Regions from separate parts of the Mus musculus genome. Here regions 2 and 3 are each linked to region 1. A link is a loop called in an ENCODE intact Hi-C map of the cell type or tissue named here. Cell type or tissue: heart. All regions are shown on one strand. Each heading gives the region's core, and the rest is flanking DNA. Links, peaks and the distances in the headings are about the cores only.

Region 1 (3,908 bases), core at 508-3,007:
AGCCGCCCCCCCAAGAAAAAAGTAGCGCTCTACAGCAATAGGGGATATTTGCATGGAGGAGATCGAAATTTAGAGGAAAAAAGAACGAATTCATACACTGCATGTTTCCTCTATGTAAGCATTACACTAAATATCTGTTAGATTAGTCATGTTGCCTTGAGACTCTTCCATGTTTCCTCTAGACAACTGCCAATGCTCGCATGGCCTCTGATGAATAAACATGCTGTGACTTGCTCCTAAGGAAACGCCTGTCATGTTCCAGGGAAAAATGACTTCTTCACTCTTAAACCAGGGGAAAAAAAAAAAAAAGAACGACTTTCATTCATTGCTTACAAAGTCGCCTGTTCCTTAATGTTCCAATTTCCGGAATTTTCATACTCTGCTTAAGGCATTTCTAGGTTCTGATTAACAAAGAAAAAGAGAAACTGGGGGTGCTTTATGGCAAAGAGGCTACATGACAGCAGTGAGGCGGTCTCACCTAGGACAGGGTTGTGTAGCTTGACCATTTACTACGACAAAGGTTATTCTCAAGTTCTCCTTGGCCCTTGCAGGACTACCTGTTCCCACCACTGTTTACCCAAACGTTTAACAGAGTGATGTTTAGCATATTTGGCAGGAAGGCATGCTTCATTTAATATTAACTCACCATGTGACAGCCCCTTCCCTTCCAATCGCTCCTCAAACACGTGACGGTAAAAAAAAAAAAAAAAAAGTATAGGTGTTTGCCAATGCGACTGACTTCGCACTCGGCTTTGGCATCACCAATTGGCCAGAAGCACATACACACACACACCCCCAGTCAGAGGCGAGCACCCCGCCTGCTCCCGGAACTGTCAAGCCGGGCTGACAGCTGGCACACCTTGCTGCGCCCTCCGTGGACTTTCAGGAAGCCCCTTCCTTGCAGTCACCTTGACAGAAACCATCCTCCTGGGCTGGAGCGCTTGGCTGTGGAAACTTTTCCTTCCTTTCCCGGAGCGCGCTTACAGGTGTCGTCCCCCCCGCCGCTACAGAGCCCCAACAAGGGGCCCTTTGTTACCACTTTTGCTCCGGGACTCCTCACCCAACGCCTGCCATTCGCCTGGCCTTCCGTAACCCCGATCGGAAAGCTTGCCCAAAGTACCGAACCCCCCACCCCGACTCGTCCGGGAGGACGCAGTCTCCCGCCCGCGTGTGGGTCGGCCCGGGAGCCCGGCGGCCCCGCGGGGAGCTCGCCTCGGGCAGGTGAAGCGCGCGAGGCCTCGGCGGCCGGGAGGGAGGCTTACTTACCCTGCGGAGCCCGCGGGCTGCATGGCGGGGGTGCGGGGCGCGCTGCGGGGTAGGGGATCCGGGACGCTGCGGTCCATCGCGCTGCTGGCCGCGGCGCGGGCTCGGGCTCGGAGGCGGCGCGTCACTGCTAGGGTGGGAGAGGCCGGCGGGTCAGGGCGGGAGCGGCCGGGCCAAGAGCCCGCCTCGACCCACGGCAGCCAGGGGCGGCCCCGCCTCCCCGGGGCGCTTCCACCTGCCGGTCGGTCCCTGCCCGAGGGCGCCGCGACGACGGCTACAGGTCCCCGCCCCGGCCGCAGCCCGCAGCCAGTCCCGGGCGAAGGGGCGGCGCGCGGCAGCCCGGGCTGTGAAGGAGGAGGAGGAGCGGACCGGGCGCGGGACGGTCGCCACGCCCGCAGTGCTTGGGCTCCAGCGGCCCGCTGCGCACCAACTGAATCCCGTGCAAACTTTTCCGGAGGAGCTGCGAACCACAGCGCCCCCGCCTTCCCAAGCCACTGCCCGCTTTAGGGGACCCGGCCCGTCCAGGCTCCGCTCCTCCCCCGCACGGCTAGCTCGGACGCCCGGAGCGAGCGCGCGGCGGAAAGCGGCCGGCCCCCGGCCGCCGCGCCCGCGCCCCAACTCACCCTGCCCCATGGCCCTGCCGGGAGCCCCGAGCTCGCAGCCGCCTCGGCCACCTCGCTCTGCAGAAGTGAGGGTGACGAGGTCAGCATCGGAGCGAGCAGAGCAGCCAGCCGGAGAGGGGACGGGTAGGGCGAGCGGGCGGGGACGTGGAGCGAGGAGGAATTTCCTACCCCACCCCGCACCCCTCCGCGGAGCACGCGGCTTTTAGGTACCGCGGGGGAGGCCGGTGGAGAGGAAGCGTCTAGGCTGCTCGTTTTAGTCCCCACTGACACTGAGTAGCTTTGGGAAGCCTCGCGAACCCAAGAGGAAGAGTGGGCGGACAGGGAGGCTACCTGGCCAGCAAAACCCCAGGGAGGACCCAAGCTGTAGCGGAAGTGAGGAGAGCTCATGGACCGAGTCCTGCTGATTGACCACCTGCAGTCTGACCTTCGAAGTGCAGGATTTTCTTTTTAACCTTACTGACCCCTACGGTTGCTAGCCCTTAAAAGGCACCTCTGACATTGTGATCTTTTTAATCCCTGGCAGGTTTAAGCTCGTCCAGTCTTCCCAGACATGCCTCTCTTGATGTAAACAGCCAACAGCTGGGATTTGAGGACTGGACGTTCTCATGATGACAGTCTATAAGCTAAGAAAGAACAGCAGAGATTTAGTGGCCTCCTGGAAGTTTCACAGGAATAAAGGAATCTCAGACAGTGCTTGCTTGTTTGTAGTTTCGGTTCCTGCAAGAGTTCTTCTCAGAGGAGACGTGCCACCTGACAACCGGGTGCATATTGTCTCCTTACCCTTAGACCCTTGCCAACTGTTTTAAAGTAAATCATATTGATGAGTCCAAAAGCGAACATCAGGAAATAATGCTAAATTAAAAATATATAAATGGATACCTCAAGTGGCAAATCTGTAGGCATAAAAACATGATGTAGGATAACAAAGGACTTAACATTTTTGGTTCACATTAAAATTAAACTAGTATTTATAACCCGTGCTTAATTAAAGGTTCTTTGTTGCTCATTCATTACAACCACCACCAATAATTTCTGGAACCAAAAGTACTAACTACTACTCCACATAATTGGATTTTGTCTCTTTCCTCTCCCTTGTGGTGAATATGGTCTCAGTACATCTTTGAATATGAAATGGAGGTGAAGATCGTGGTGACTTCTGCGATGACTGTGTTAGAACTCTATCATTAAAAGTTGCTTTTAAATAATTTGACTAATAACGAGGCAATTGTTTGAAATGGATCTGGATTTTAGACTTTAAATAATAACACTGGTTTGACAAGTTCATGAATCCTTTCTGACCGTAAATGGATAAGCAGATTTACAGCTGTTGCATAGACAGGCTGTAAATAGCAAGGAACACTGAAACTACTTAAAGTTTATAACTTTGAATCACAGGATCAAGCACTTAATTAGTTTCAACCTTGATTTATGGCATCCTAGTACTATTATGGATTCCAGTTAGGCTAATCTTTAAGAGATTTTTACAACATTTCGTAACTGCTGAGTGCAATTTTCATGACACCACTTTTCCCTTACATCCTTTTGTTCTTGGGCACCGGGCAGGGTCATACTTTCCACACACTGAAATTGAGCCTACCCAAATGGCTTGCTTGACAAGTGAGATGTTTCATTTCCTGGTAGAATCACGTTAAGGAGAGTGCTGAGCCTGCTGTAACCTACTCTTGTCATCCTGCAGAGATGGGTCAAGATGGAGGTGACACTAAGTTGAAGGATCCTAAATATGTTACACTATTACCCTGAGCACCTCTTCTTGGAGAGGCTCGGGGTTTGCAGCAGAATCCCCCAAAGCACTAATTATCTATTTTGAGATTAAGTCAATAAACTGTTCAGCATCTTTCAGAACCAAGACTATACTTCATATTCTTATACATTACTGTCTATGCTGTAATCTTGTAACTGCATAATTTATCGGCAATGGTAATCATTGTTTTTAAATAACCCCCCTTTTTTTTAACATAATGCTGGAAAACAGCCCCTTCCCAGTCCCTCTGAAAGTTGTCC
Region 2 (3,908 bases), core at 482-2,981, 49 kb before region 1:
GTAAGCAACAGTGGCTGGCCAAGTGGCATCACCCACCAAGGCAGTCAGTCAGGGATTTTCATACCCAGTTCACAAGAGTGAGTAGACATAAAGCAAAAATAGAGCACACAAAATACAAAATAGCCATCATTCACTCTGGGCTAAGCAGAGAGGGTGTTGTCAGACAAACAGTTTCTGAAAAGCAGCAAAACAAAACACATATACACACACAAAGAAAAAGGAAGAAAGAGAGAAAGAAAGAAAAGAAAGAAAGACAAGAGCCCAAGAGCAATCTAATCTCTAGATTAATATATTGATTCTCAAAGGACTTGATTTATAGCTTTCTTTCTTTCTATTTGAATTTCCAACCAGGTGAGAATATGTGTTAGTACTTAACTATCCACCTAGAGCCTACAGGTCAATTCTTTTCAAAACTTAGAGGTTAAGACTAATTGTAGATAGTCTCTCTTCAATTTCTTCTTTTTATAAGGACACAGTTTAAAAAAACAAAAAAACAAAAAAACAAGTGCACCTGAGAGACTCTCAGCTGAGACCACTAGCTACATCTCCATACACTTGACATTCACTGGTTAACTATGCAACTCTGAATGCTTCTAAAACAGTCAGCTGGTCCCCACTCCCACCCCAGCCCTGGTTTTCTTCTGTTTTCATTTTAGGCTTACCATTCTTCTTTCTTCTTCTACATTCAAAAGCAGTAAGAAAAACAGATGAAGCAGATAAAAATACAAATGAAGGAAAAAAACATTAAAATACACATACTCTTTGTAATTAATCAAGAACAAAGAATTCCATTCACCTGTGCCCCTTATGTTGTGTGCTGGGAGCCAGCACTTGTGCAGTAAATAGAAAAGCTGCTAGGGAGATAGGAAAATAGAAACTACACGAGGAATCTCAGAAGTGAAATCAGAGCGCGGACAGGACATCACCGGCCACTGAGGGAAAACGTCTCTCTAGAAACTAAGTGAGACTAAGCCGTGTTAGGAAGGCACTTGATCTAAAAACATCCCCCAAAAAACCACAAACCCAGCCTAGAAACAACTTCCTTCCTTCTCATGTTTCTGCAGAACCTAAAATATCAGCTTGTAACTGCCTCTTCAAAGAATTCTTTCATCAAAGTCCCCAGCAAAGTTCACATCTAGGTTTCATTCCATTCAGATAAGTTATATAAATGTGTAAGTATATATTGTATCTATATAATGCATCATTCTGAGTAGCCCACTTTTATTATGCATATATATTTAAATTATGGTATTATATAATCACAAATACAGTATATAAGATATAATATAAAATGTTATGTATTACATATAGTTTTTCCTGGCATTCCTCAACTCCTTCCACGTGCTGTAAAAATCAGCTTCTCAAAAAACCTTAAAGCTAAAAAAAAAAAAAAAAAAAAAAAAAAAAAACCTTAAAGCTAAGTGTTACAACTTAATCACATTTAATGTGTTTTCACTGAGAACACACCCATGGCATGGATAAGAGTTCTTTTTCACCTAAGTATACAGAAAAGCAGAAACTGAGTAAACTTTCTGCACGATGGGACTCTAATAAAAGGACCAAAGGTGACATTTTCATGATGGCTGGGGACGAGACAGGTCAGGAAATGTGGCTATGGAAACCAGCAAACATCTCATCACACTTTTACAGTGGATTGGGTAAACCCCAGCATCAGCTTCCTTCCTGTGTACCTTCCTGAACGACAGACCCAAAACCCAGAGTATTCCCCAGCCCAGGTTCCCTTCCGCCCGGGGCTCTGCTAAGCAGATCTGCAGGCCAGAGAGCAGGAAGGACATGATCTCAGCAAGGCCGCTGTGCTCTGCCTCTGAGAGGAACCCCGTACAGTCACTGCTGAGTGTAAAAGCTGCAAAGCAGATGCTGTTTTTATATGAACAGGATCTGAGCTACCGAGAGTCCCCTTTGTGGTCCTCTGTGATTCAGGATCCTAACTGTACTTGAGAAGCAGCCTTCCCACCTGCTGACCTTAGCACAGGCGTCATGTCTCTGGTTGGCTACAGGAATGGCATCCCTGCACATGATAGCCCTGGCTTCACTGCTCCTAAAGACCGTTCTACCCCAAGATGCCAGCCTTTTTACAGTTTCTCATGAAATTCTGTTCCGTTTAAAAGTGTGCATCAGCTCAAGTAGTGACTTGTGCCTTAAATCTCAGCACTAGGGAGAGAGAAGCAAGCCAATTTCTTTGAGTTCTAAGACACTCTGGTCTGCATAGTTCCAAGACATCCAGAGCTACGTACTGAGACCCTAACTCTAGAAACCAAAAAAGACAAAAATATTAAAAGTGTATGTTCATCCCTTTATTTCCTGAAACTGAAAGTTGAAAACACACATTCATATTAAAATATGAAATAGATCAAATGAGTGTGCAACTCCTTTATGTATAAGATGTGTGTGTGTGTCTGTCTGTGTGTGTGTGTGTGTCTCTGTGTGTCTGTGTATGTGTGTGTGTGTGTGAGGGGGGGGGCGGTGCACACTGATGGTGTGTGATGCAGGGACGGGAACTCAGGCCCTCCAACACTCTATGTACACACTCCACCACTGAGCTACAATCCCAGCTCTCAACCATTTCATTATATAATCATAAAGTCTAGAAGATGATTTGTTGTAATGTCTAACAACTTAGTCTACCTCCAAAGTAAAAGTCAGAACTAACCAAGGGAGAGATTACTAGTAAGGAAAGTTCGTCCAGTAAGCTGAATTCTCCAGTCCTGAAATGGTTTACCAGCAAGGTAATGGACATTCTCTAATGCACTTCAAGTTAGAAAACCAGTACGCAGACAACAGACAAAAGCCTCCTTCAACTCCTGACGCTCAAGGACTTATTTTTTAAAGGTCAGCATACTGCCTGGTATCACACATGCTCTAACTATAGCTACCCAGGACCCTGAGGATTCCTTGAGTTCGGGAGTTCAAGACCTACCTCAGTGACACAGTGAGATGATGTCTCAAGAAATAATAAGAACATTTAACATAAGAATGAAACAGCCTATCACGCTGCTAATTTTGAGGGCTCCTTTGCTCTCATAGGTTCTAAAGTCACCCTGTCTGGACTCAGGAAACTACAGCCTGACAGACACACAGCAAATGAGGCTTTAAGAAAGTAGAAGCATGCCCAGAACCAATCCCCACTGGCTCCTCATAGAACAAAGTTGGGGCTTCAACTATCACATAATTAAAAGTGGCTACTGTTTCAATATAGGGTGGTGATTAAGAAACAAGTAACTCAAGGGCAAAGGAATCCAAATGAAGACTCCATTACTCAGTAAGCTCGAGCCAACTTCTAGATCTTCAAGCCTTGATTTCCTCAAATTCACACTGAGCGGTAACAATTATATAGCATTTGTGTAAATTGCATCTATAATGAGCCCTAAGCATTACATGTCCCGCGGAGGAAAACGTTTTTCACCTTTAAAAAAAAGTATTAGTAAATGGTTTCGGGCTAAATAAAATGTCTAGCTTTAAATATTTACAATTTTCTACTTATGCTTTAGATCTAGAGAGAATACTTTTGAGCATAAACTCTGCCTGCAGACACTGCCCTTCACATGTCCCTGCACTAAAATAAATATTTAGGGAGAAGATTAAGTGACCTGTTCTGCTCCAGCCCCGGACTGACTCCCTTCCAGGCCCACCAGATCCTGGAATCACTTCTTGGAGTAGACATTCCACTGGAAGACACACCCAAGGCTCCCCACCCATAAACGTTCCTACCCCGAAATTCCATTCTACCCCTAATCAGGGATCCCTATTCTGCTGGGGAAAGAAAAGAACAACAACCTTATCTCCTGCTGGAGATAATCAGCCTCCAGGATCCTTCAAGAGACAGGAGGCTCTGTGGTGTATCCAGCGTATCCATAGGGACCAGACAGGCCAAGGGAATGAGTCAGCCT
Region 3 (3,908 bases), core at 482-2,981, 93 kb before region 1:
ATGAGAGAGCCATCTCTACATAGAGCTGTCTTGAGCAGAAACTTATTTGGAGGAACTACAGAGCCCAGAGCTATGTAAGAGAGCTGTCTAGGGAGCCCTCTTGAGCAGACTACAAGGCTGGCTGTCAGCTGTCACCTGCCATTTAGGTTTGAGTTGTTTGTTTCACTGCTCTCAAATATTGCCTCCTCAGAACCCCTCTCCAAGCCAAGGCTGGTCTTTGGTGAAGACTCCTACAAAGACAACTAACTCAGCTTCCATTATGGGAATTTATAGCTCAGAATTTATAGTCACTCCATGGTAAAGAATTAAAAGGACCAAATAGGGAGTGGGTTTCTGACTGTGCTGTCTGGTTTTATGTCAAGTTGAAACAAGCTAACGTCATGTCAAAAGAGGGAGCCTTGATTAAGGAAATACCTTGGTAAGACCCAGCTGCAGGCCCACTCATCCTCCTCATCTATGAGCCACTGGGGCAGAGGAAAGGGCCAGCCCCACAGATCCAAAGCTGCAGTATCTCCATAACAACAGGTTATCTGAGGAGTCCCTGGGAGGATCCAGTATTGATGCTATATTAGAAGCCAGAGGTCTTGAACCAGACTCATTGCAATGAACCTAGTGGTAAAGATGTATAGACAAAAGGGAATGCTATGGGACACACCATGACACACTACAACATCCACAATGAGATTTTTTTTTTTTATGCTTTGTATTTTATTTTTTTGTTTTGTTTTGTTTTGGGGGGATTCTAGGACAGATAGCAGATACATAGAGACAAGGAGACAAGCTGATTTGGATGCATGAGGTAAAACAAAAAAATCAATAAAAGGTTAAGATGTACAGTAAACCTGTAGGATATCTTCTTAATTAGTGACTGATGGTGGAGGGCCCAGCTCGTAGTGGGTGGTGTCATCCCTGAGCATATGGTAGAAGTTCTATGGGGTTCTATAAGAAATCAGGCTAAGCCATCCTTGAGAAGCAAGCCAGTCAGTAGTACTCTTCCATGGCCCCTGCATCAGCTCCTGCCTCCAGGTCCCTGTCCAGCTTGAGTTCCTGTCCTGATTTCCTTTCATGATGAGCAGTAATACGGAACTGTAGGTCAAACAAACCCGTTCCTCCCTATGCCGTTTTGTTGGTCATGGTGTTTTACGGTGAAAATGGAAACCCTAACTCAGACACTGACCAAACCAGCCTGGAAAAACATCTGTTTTTTGTTTGGGTGGTTGCTTTGTTGTTGTTTTGCTTGTCCTTTGGTGACAGGGTCTCGTTAACTGTTGACCACAAACTTGCTATTTCTCTGAAGGTGACTTTGATTCCCCTACAAACTTCTGATCCCCCAACATCTGACTCCCAAGTACTGGCGACAAACATGGCTCTATTTAGCAGTTTTTAATAAGTACAACTATAATGTGAAGTTTTTAATTCTGATCCATACGCATTTTAACAAAAACTGACTCACAATGGTGTAGCCTGTCACTTTTCTTAGTCTACTCACTTCCAATAGGTGGCACTCTACTCCATGTAAATACTCCTGGGTTGGCTGCTGATCCGCCCTGTACCAGTCTGAACTGCTCTTAGTGGCACTGACCAAGGGAATAGGGCCACAGGTTTTATATGAAATATCTCTGGGTTATTTAACACAAAAACCTTGAGGTCACACACTAAGCTATGAAGCAAAGTGTAATTTTCATGCTGGGGTTTCTACTTAAGGGCAATGTTGCCTTTGTTGGCAGGCATGGTATCCGAAGATTCAATCATATCAAAACAAATGTCTACTTGTATAATGAAGGGCTGTCTCCAGGCTTGTTATACACGGTGGCCTTTCCTTCCTCCCTGTTGAAGAAGAGGGTTGCTAGTACAGCATAGGATGCCCCCCCACCCCACCCCCACCCCCAGCCACATCCTCAATGGGAAACGTTCATCAATCTCCCAAACTGGACATTTTGGTTAAAGATATAGAACTTTCTCCTGGGAGGCAGCTGCAGGAGGAATGTGAGCAGAGATCAGTTTGTTTTACAGACTGAAACACTGTCTCAAAAACAAAAAAGGAACTTTCCCCAAGCACCAGGGTATCTCATCCCTGAGTGCAGCAGCCTCCCATGCTCACTTGAGCAGTTAAGGACAGCAACAGTGAAAAGAGCAACTCGGTGGGATACCTGCACATAGGCGCATACACCCAAGTGCATGCACACGCAAACACACATGCGTGCACACACACACACTACATGTTATAGACAAATATTCTAGTTCCTCCTTCCTTCCATCATCCAAGCTATTTTATTGCAGACAGAAATGGCTAGAGTTTTCAATCAGACTACAGCTACCATCAACATAAGCAAGGGGAGAAGATAGCAGAGACAGATGGACATGGCATCACTAAACTCCGGTATTCACTAAAGCTGCCATGCTAAGTCAGGATAATGTGTCTTTGCTCTCCCCTTAGCATCATTGATTACTGCCCCAACGTCACTGTGTTCCAAACCAGAATAAGCTCTAGGGAAAACCAGTGGACACACAAAGGCATTCTTCTGCAGGTAAAGTTATACATGCCCATGTTCATGAAGGGAACATTTCAGACATACTCTTGTATCAGAAATGTGACAAGAGATCTTGAAACATCTTCCCGCAGATAGGGTAGGTATACTTTAGGAGAGAAATTCTTTTGAAAAGTAAAGCACAAATATACTCTTCATACGTATTACGTTCTGATGCCAATAATGTTTTCTGCACCAAATGCATGGGCAATCATGCCATCAAAATACGTTTGCTGGCTAGAAGATGGATAAGCAGTTAAGAACACTTGTTGCTCTTGCAGAGGCCCAGGGCTTTATTCCCAGTACCCATGCAGCAGCTCACAACGGTGCACAACTCCAGTTCTAGAGGACTTATGGACAATCTTTCCTGACCTCCAAAGGCACCAGGCATGTATATGGAACTAAGATATACCTGTGAGCAAAACACTCATACATATAAGCTAAAATAAATAAATTTTTAAAATGTTAGAAATAAATGGTTAAAAATAATATTCAAGTATAATTTAGACAAATTCAGAAAAGATATTCTCAAAAAAGAATCTAGAGACAGACCCCTCAGAGTTTTTGATTTGTCTAAAACTCACTCTTGTACTTCAGCTTATTTAAAACTAACTTTCTCAGTCCTACACAGAATTCTTGTATTAATCTGTAGGATCTTTTTCCCTTTTACAATTACAAAAATGTTATACTGTAATTTTTCCATTAGTTCACACTTTTAATAAATACAATATATTTTACTATTTGTGTTTTTTGGGCTTATTAACAACTTTTAGAACAATGGCTCATCAGTAGCTGGACTTGTTAAGACAGCTTTAATCACACCCTTAAGGACTCCTCACACCACACTCCTGTAGTACCCCCAAATTACTCTTGGAGAAGCCCACACTACACTCTGAAATACATAGCAAGGTCTTTCAAAAATATCACAGAATCATACAAAGACACTCCAAAGCACACTCTACGTCATCAACAGTTAGAATACTCATTAATCCTCTAACTGAAAGGCTCATAAAAATGACCACACACAGTCAGCTCCTGGGTGACAAAGCTATTAAAAGCAAGCTGCTACATGAAAACCTGCTAGCAAGTAATTTCTAACTCATAAAACTTGAGCCTTCAACTTTTTTAAAAAAAAAATTAAATTAGAGACACTTCCTTTCAGGGCCCTCCTGCTTTGATCTCTACCTGGAAAGAATGGCTCAGCAGTTAAGACTGTTCTTCCAGAGGACCCAAGTTTGATTCCCAGAACTCAATTCAGGTGGCTCACAATGGCCTGTAACCCCCGCTCCAGTGGATCGTAGACCTTCTTCTGGCCTCTGCATGTACCTGCACTCAAATGTGTGTGTGTGTGTGTGTGTGTGTGTGTGTGTGCACACGAGG

The links. Hi-C counts contacts between places; a loop is a spot of excess contacts. Peaks named below come from ENCODE experiments on the same cell type or tissue, not always from the same donor. Only the 100,000 strongest peaks of a DNase experiment are listed, where the experiment ranks them.
Region 2: a loop joins it to region 1, with 6 times the contacts of the local background. A loop is called at or near these places in 9 of 42 quality-filtered maps.
Region 3: a loop joins it to region 1, with 2.6 times the contacts of the local background. A loop is called at or near these places in 16 of 42 quality-filtered maps.

The regions. Positions count from the first base shown.
Region 1 is chr2:65,237,097-65,241,004 of GRCm38, forward strand. It overlaps Cobll1 (Cobl-like 1), which reads right to left and starts at 1,695. Exons shown (of 14, transcript NM_177025.6): 1 at 1,267-1,695. The coding sequence starts at 1,343. Gm13594 (a long non-coding RNA gene) reads left to right here. Exons shown (of 2, transcript XR_001783320.2): 1 at 1-986; 2 at 2,410-3,100. In heart, for the core only: CTCF peaks have their summits at 1,729 and 2,298; DNase peaks (open chromatin) are centred at 855 and 1,605; H3K4me3 peaks cover 2,249 bases; H3K27ac peaks cover 2,152 bases.
Region 2 is chr2:65,187,805-65,191,712 of GRCm38, forward strand. All of the region lies in intron 1 of Cobll1 (Cobl-like 1), which reads right to left. Among named protein-coding and RNA genes, the nearest start is that of Gm13594, 44 kb to the right of the region's middle. In heart, for the core only: no CTCF peak of the experiment used is centred there; a DNase peak (open chromatin) is centred at 1,757; H3K27ac peaks cover 1,595 bases.
Region 3 is chr2:65,144,109-65,148,016 of GRCm38, forward strand. The region is part of intron 2 of Cobll1 (Cobl-like 1); the gene reads right to left. Among named protein-coding and RNA genes, the nearest start is that of Gm13594, 88 kb to the right of the region's middle. In heart, for the core only: a CTCF peak has its summit at 1,496 (motif pointing right); a DNase peak (open chromatin) is centred at 1,553; H3K27ac peaks cover 281 bases.